2 separate regions of the Homo sapiens genome follow, and region 1 is linked to region 2. A link is a contact called in ENCODE Hi-C or POLR2A ChIA-PET data. All regions are on one chromosome and are shown on one strand. Each heading gives the region's core, a stretch centred on a gene start or an enhancer-like site at or near the end of the contact. The rest is flanking DNA. Distances are from core to core; before and after follow the strand shown. Region 1 has its middle 41 kb from the start of LINC00525. Region 2 overlaps TNS3 (tensin 3).

Region 1 (3,399 bases), core at 721-3,220, 170 kb before region 2:
TTTTCCCTGTCCCAGGTAGAAAGTCCAGAAGATAGTGAGCAGGTCTTAGGCCAAGAGGAGGTACTCAGAGCCGAGCTGAAGCCCCTCGGCAGAACTGTGTGGAGCCAAAGGAGAGTGAGGACAGCATGGCCGGAGGAGCCCAGCACACAGGCCTCCAGAGGGGGACAGGCCAACGTGAGGACAGACGCTGCTCATGGAGACTGGCCCACAGCCTGGGTGAAGGGTATCAGGGGCACAGAGTGATTCACCAAGAGCTGGAGGTAACTGGAGGGGCTGGGGAAGCACAGGTTTGGGGAACCAAGTCCAGAGAAAGAGAAAAAGCGCTAGTCTCAACAGGGAGAGAAAGTGTCCCAGGTGTGTAAGGAATGTGACAGCCTCTGTCAGCGAAGTCTGGGGTTGCTGAGCACTGGACTTGTCTGATCTGACATCAGAGTCAAAGCACCAGATGTGCTCCCCAGGAGGTTCTTCCCCCGCAGAAGCACAGACTCCCTACAGACGAAGACCCCCTCGGGCTGGCCAACTTGCGGCCGAGACCTTCCCAGGAGACTCTGACCAGTGGCCAGGGAAAAGGAGAGTTGGGGAGCAAGCAGCCCCATCACAGCCTTTCTGGAAGCAGTACCCCGTGAGAAGGGGCTCGGGGGGACACCTGTCGGCCAGGTAGAGAAGCGCAACAGGGCCATCCTGTTCTGCCCCTTGCTTCCTGCCTCCATGAAGGCCCAAAAACCCATATCTGTGTGTAAATAGGTCATGGGGTGGGGGTGGAACTGCCACTTACTCAGCACTGTCCTATGCCAGGACTGAGCATTCATTCATTCATCATCTCAATCAACACTGAGAGCCTCCTCCATGCCAGTCACTGGGAATACAGTGGGAAGCAAAAACAGGGCCCTGGCCCTACTGAGTTGGGATTCAGTGCTGCACACTTTCACACGAGTCAGAGACATTTCATCCTCACATCATCTCTGTAGAGTGGGCAGCATTAACTCGAAATTAGTAAAGAGATTCAGAGCGTTGGGCACCTTATCCATAGACACAGCATGGTGCAGGCCCCGAGGGTTCTCAACTAAAGGCCGTTTTGCCCACAAAGGGACATTTGGCAATGTGGAAGACATTTTTGGTGTCATAAGTGGATGGTGCCACTGGCATCTGGTGGGTAGAGGCCAAGGATGCTGCTAAACATCCTACGATTCCCAGGACAGGCTCCGTAGCAAAGATTTCTCCAGCTCCAAAGGTCAACAGCACTGAGATGAGGAGACACAGCTGCAGACCTCACTGGAGCTCACTCACCTCCAGTTCTGCTCACGGAGGCCCAGGATCTCCACACCCCAAGACCCTCGCAGGGGGATTGGCTTGTGGCTGCTCTGGATAAAAGGCATGAGAGGAAGTGCGTGTGTCACTTCTGGGCAGAAGTGTAAACATGCGGGTGACAGACCTCCATGGACGTTCCCCCACCATGAAGGTGAAGGTCGCTTTCTCTGGAGCTGGCCAAGCTTGGAGACAGGAGCAGCCTGCAGGGCTCGATTTCTGTACAAGGGACAGCTGCCCTGTGAAGTCACGGGCCCACAGAAGATTTTGCATATGTGAGAAATAAACAAGGACAATGTGAAACCACTGAGATTTAGTAGATGTTTCGTTACCACGGCAGAGCCCAGTCTAACCTGACAAATACACACGCTGGTGAGGACTCATGCCAACATTCAAGGCCAAGCTTCAGCCTCAGCCTCCTCACCTGCCAAAGGCATGTTGTGAGGGTCCAGTGAGATAAAGCATGTGGAGCACTCAGGATGGGAAGACAAGCCTCAAAGCCCAGGCCCTGGGCATGCTGCAGGCAGGTGGCCAGTGTCCTGGCCATCATCACCATCTGCATGCGGGGGAAGAAAGAGAGTGTGAGCTCACAGACAAGAAGGAGGCCAGGTTGTGAGACGGCCAGGCTGGGCCCTGGAGGCGTGGGAAGAAAGCAGCTTCCCCAGCCCTGCGCTGGCCCTGAGCCCTGAGTGCACGTGAAGAATGAGGTCAATCAGCCAGCATCTTCATCTTCCTGCAATGCTGCATGAATGAAAGAAATGAATTTCAAATGACTTGGACCAGTATCTAATTATTATGATTTATTAACACCAAGTACATAAAGCAGCCCCTGGACATGACATTCCCCATTCCCCCCGTGAGTCTGGGAGCCTGGCGAGCCTCCTGCTGCACCCTGAGCAATTCTTTTCATTATCAGCATTATTATTATTTATAGCAGCCCAGCCACCAGGAAGCAGGGCAATCACCAATCTCCATAAAGTTCGCAGCAAGTTCAAGGATCGGCCAGGAGGCCTTGAGGGCAGCTATGAAAATCAGAAAACAGCTTGGCAGCTGGGGAAAGGGGACCCCAGTGGCCTGAACGTCTCCAGAAGTTTTGGCCTGTCTGATCTAAGAGGCTCACTGACAGAAAGGTGAGCTGGTACAACTTCTGCACCTTCTCTTTCTTAAAAAAAAAATGTGGTAAAATACACTTAACATAAAATTTACCATTTTAACCATTGTAAGCGTACAATACAGTTCAGTGATATCTAAACACATTCACGTTATTGTGCAATCATCACCACGCTTCATCTCCAGAATGTTTTCGTTGTGCAAAATTGAAAGTCTGTCCCCATTCGACACAAACTCTCCATTCTGCGTCCCTCTAGCCCCTGGCAGCCACCACGCTACTTTCTGTCTCTATGAATTTGACCACTCTACATCTGTCACATGAATTTAGCTATTCTAGGTCCCTATTCTGGGTTCCTTAAATATCATGCAGTATCTGTCCTTTTGTGCCTGGCTATTTCCTATTTCCTGTAGCAGAATGTCCTCAAAGTTCATCCGTGTCATAGCATGTGACAGAATTCCCTTTCTTTTCAAAGGTGAATAACACTCCATTGTATGCATATACTACATTTTGCTTATCTATTCATCTGCTGGAGGACATTTGGGCTGTTTCTCCTTTGGCTACTGTGGATAATGCTGCCATGAACACAGGTATGCAAGTATCTGCTTGAGTCCCTGATTTCAATTCTTTTGCATGTATATCCAGCATGGACTCACAAGATCATATGGTAATTCTAGTTTTCATATTTTGAGAAGCTTCCATACTGTTTTCCACAGTGGACACACTATTTCATGTTCCCTGCCCCCCAACACAAGGGCTCCAATCTCTCACCACTTCTACGCCTTACTATTAGGACCTTTCGGTGATCACTATGACTGCTGGAATTCGCCATTATGGAGTACTTAACAGTGTACCCAGAACTTCCACATTCTCTCCAACTCCAAAGGTTGAGGGCGATGCTAAGCTCGTAGGAGCTTTGGAATACAATCATAGTAACACTTTCTCAGATTCAAGAAGCCGCATGTGTTCTCTAAACTTCATTCTGA
Region 2 (2,935 bases), core at 230-2,729:
AGACAGTTAGCCTGTGCTTCGAAGCTTTGAAGCTTGACATTGACTTCTCCTCTCTGGCTATGAAAGTCCTAGGTGGCATCTTCTAATAGAAGGCTGATTTTGTCTGCATTGAAATCTGTTGTTTAGTGTAGCCACCTTCATCAATGGTCTTAGCTAGATCTTCTGAATAACTTGCGGCAGCTTCTACATTAGTACTTGCTGCTTCACCTTACTCTGCTATGTTATGGAGACGGCTTGTTTACCTAAACCTCTTGAGCCAACCTCTGCTAGCTTCAAACTTTTCTCCTGCCGCTTCCTCACCTTGCTGAGTCTGCATAGAATTGAAGAGAGTTAGGGCCTTGCTCTGGATTAGGCTTTGGCTTAAGGGAATGTGGTGGCTGGTTTGATCTTCTAATCCAGACCATTCAAACTTTCTTTGTAACAGCAAAAAGGCTGTTTTGCTTTCTTATCATTGGTGTGTTTACTGGAGCAGCACTTTTAATTTCCTTCAAGAACTTTTCATTTGCATTTGCACCTTGGCTAACTGTTTGGCATGAGAGGCCTGGCTTTTAGCCTGTCTGAGCACATGCCTTCCCCACTAAGCTGACTCATTTCTAGCTTTTAAGAGATGTGACTCTTCCTTTCACTTCAACACTACTGGTTATTAATTGGCCTGATTTCAGTGTTGTTGTGTCTCAGGGAATATGGAGGTCCGAGGAGAGGGAAAGAGCAGTCCAGAGCATCAGAACACACAGAACGTTTATCCATTGAGTTCGCAGTCTTATATGGATTTGGTTCATGGCACCCCAAAACAATTACAATAGTAACATCAAAGAGCACAGATCACAAATAACCATGAAAGATATAATAATAATGAAAAAGTTTGAAATATGGTGAGAGCTTCCAAAATGTGACACAGGGACCAGAAGTGAGCTCATGCTTTTGGGAAAATGGCACTGACGTGGGGTTGCCACAAACCTTTAGTTTGTTAAAAAAAACTGAGTATCTGCAAAGTTCAATAAAGCAAAGCACAATAAAACGAGGTCTGTCTGCCTGTGTGTGTCTTGTTGATTTCTGCAACGGAGGCAGAGAGTGATTTTTTGTTGTTATTTTTCTTCTTGTTTCTCCAGGCAAATTGTTTCTCGCCTTCACTCATGTGCCAAGCTCTAGACGGCTTCCTGGCTTGGCAAGATTACTGTTAACGCATCCCTAAGCATTCCTTTTATTTGTTAAATCCCTGTTATTCTGTTAGAATCTATCTTGCAGCCAAAATAGCCTCAGGAGAAAAATAATGAAAAAAAAAGAAATGAATTAGGTGTGCCAGAAGAATGTGATGGGCGTGGGGAGGTTTATGCAGATAAATATGGTGGGTAAGAATGCCGCCCCTTTTCAATGTCTGTTTAAATGTTTCCATTTTCCTTGTAAAAGCACTCCAACACAAGAAGTGCATTTGCAGAGAGGCCAAGGATCGCTCCCGGTGGACACACGGTTTTGTAGCCTCCCTCTCCACCCCACCCCTGCCCCGCTCCAGCTGTGCCTTAGCAGACGTCATTCCCTGTTATTTCAGTCTCTGCAAGTGCAAGAATTTAGGGTGATAACAGCCATACTTCCATTCCATGAATTTGCACACTTCTTACTCTCTACTTATCTAACACACATGTGCACAGTGTGAACCTTGGTCTGCTGACTTAACTTTGCCTGTGTGGGGTGTTGTTTCTCTCCTGTCTGTGGACACTTACTGAGTTGAGATTCACAGGTGTGGAAAGAGCAGGGTCTGCAGTGCGAATGTTTTCGTAGTTCTCATTGTAGACTGTCCAATGACTTTTCAAAGTGCTCCCCAAGGCATGAATTATTCCACTGGGGGTCTCCTTGCCTGTAGTTTTGAACCCTGACCCAGCCAAAGGCTCCCCTGCTCCTGGTGGCTATGCTGGAACTCTAGCTCCTTCCCTTTGGCCTGAGGTGGCCACACCCAGGGCTCCAGCCACATGACGTTTTGTGCCCTCACCCACCTCCTCCGTGGTCTCCCCATTTGCTTAAGGAAACACCTGGAGTGAGACAGAACCATCCAGTCCATGGCTGTGCCCCACTGGGCCTCCACCTTCAGGACGTGCCCAGGGTCTAGCCACCTGCTTTTGCTCAGTTCCCGAGTCCAGCGGCAGGAAGTGGACACCAGGCCAGCCTTCTGCCCGGGAGCTCAGGTGCTAGAGCTTGTCTGCCCTCTGTGCAGCAGGGAGCCCACCTTGCCCATTTGAGAAAGAAGCAGGGGCACTCCGAGGAGATGCTTCCTGAAGGAACCGGGTGTTTTAGGAAGATCTTCCTGGCGCTTCCCACAGGTCTGGTGAATGCTATTCACCCAGGCTCCCAAGAGGCTGAGCCCCTCCTTGCCCTTTTTCTGAGTGAGCTCATGTTCCTTGGCTGGGTGCAGACTTGGGAGATGTGCTCAGTCACTCCACAGCAAAATTCTGTCTCTTTGGGGTGGCATGACTCCTCAGGAGTGGGGTAAGACTGTTTAGGAATGACCAAAACTTAGGTCTGTTTTGTTTTGTAACTTTGTTAATATCCCATGGGCGTTTTCCATATAAGTGAATATGGATGTGATTATTATTTTTAGTGACTTCATAGTATTCGAATCCCATTCTATGTTAGTACCATAAAATGACCAGAGCCCAGTTGCTGGCTATTAAAACTGCTTCCAGCCTTTTTTGTTGTGCATAATTCTGTACCCTGCCCTTCCACGTAGATCTTTCCAGGCATGGTCATTGCCTTAGAACACATTCCTTGAAGGAGAATTGACCATTGTGATATGTGTTTGAAATGAGAACATAGAGATTTTGTTCTCATGTGCCTTGCCCATTGAGACCCTGCTGCAAATGTGTCTTTGTGCTTCTATCTCCTGGTCCTAGCTGTCTTGCTGTGGGACAACTAGGGACAGCATCTTGCTTACATGAGGTTGGGA

Evidence for each region. A loop is a pair of places that touch in the nucleus more often than their neighbours do. ChIA-PET counts read pairs that join two places held with the same protein, here RNA polymerase II (POLR2A). Pooled maps may share reads with other maps.
Region 1: a pooled map shows a loop between it and region 2 (3-fold over the local background). The contact joins two enhancer-like sites. A Hi-C loop is called at or near these places in 4 of 37 single-sample maps with no recorded cell type and 4 of 50 pooled maps. POLR2A ChIA-PET finds 5 or more read pairs at or near these places in 3 of 52 experiments (HepG2, OCI-LY7 and WTC11).

The regions. Positions count from the first base shown.
Region 1 is chr7:47,719,067-47,722,465 of GRCh38, reverse strand. No RefSeq gene overlaps it. Among named protein-coding and RNA genes, the nearest start is that of LINC00525, 41 kb to the left of the region's middle. Within about 2 kb of position 1,970, at least 3 of the 41 ENCODE cell types and tissues checked have a DNase peak (open chromatin) inside an H3K27ac peak, as active enhancers do.
Region 2 is chr7:47,550,460-47,553,394 of GRCh38, reverse strand. All of the region lies in intron 1 of TNS3 (tensin 3), which reads left to right. Among named protein-coding and RNA genes, the nearest start is that of TNS3, 30 kb to the left of the region's middle. Within about 2 kb of position 1,479, at least 4 of the 41 ENCODE cell types and tissues checked have a DNase peak (open chromatin) inside an H3K27ac peak, as active enhancers do.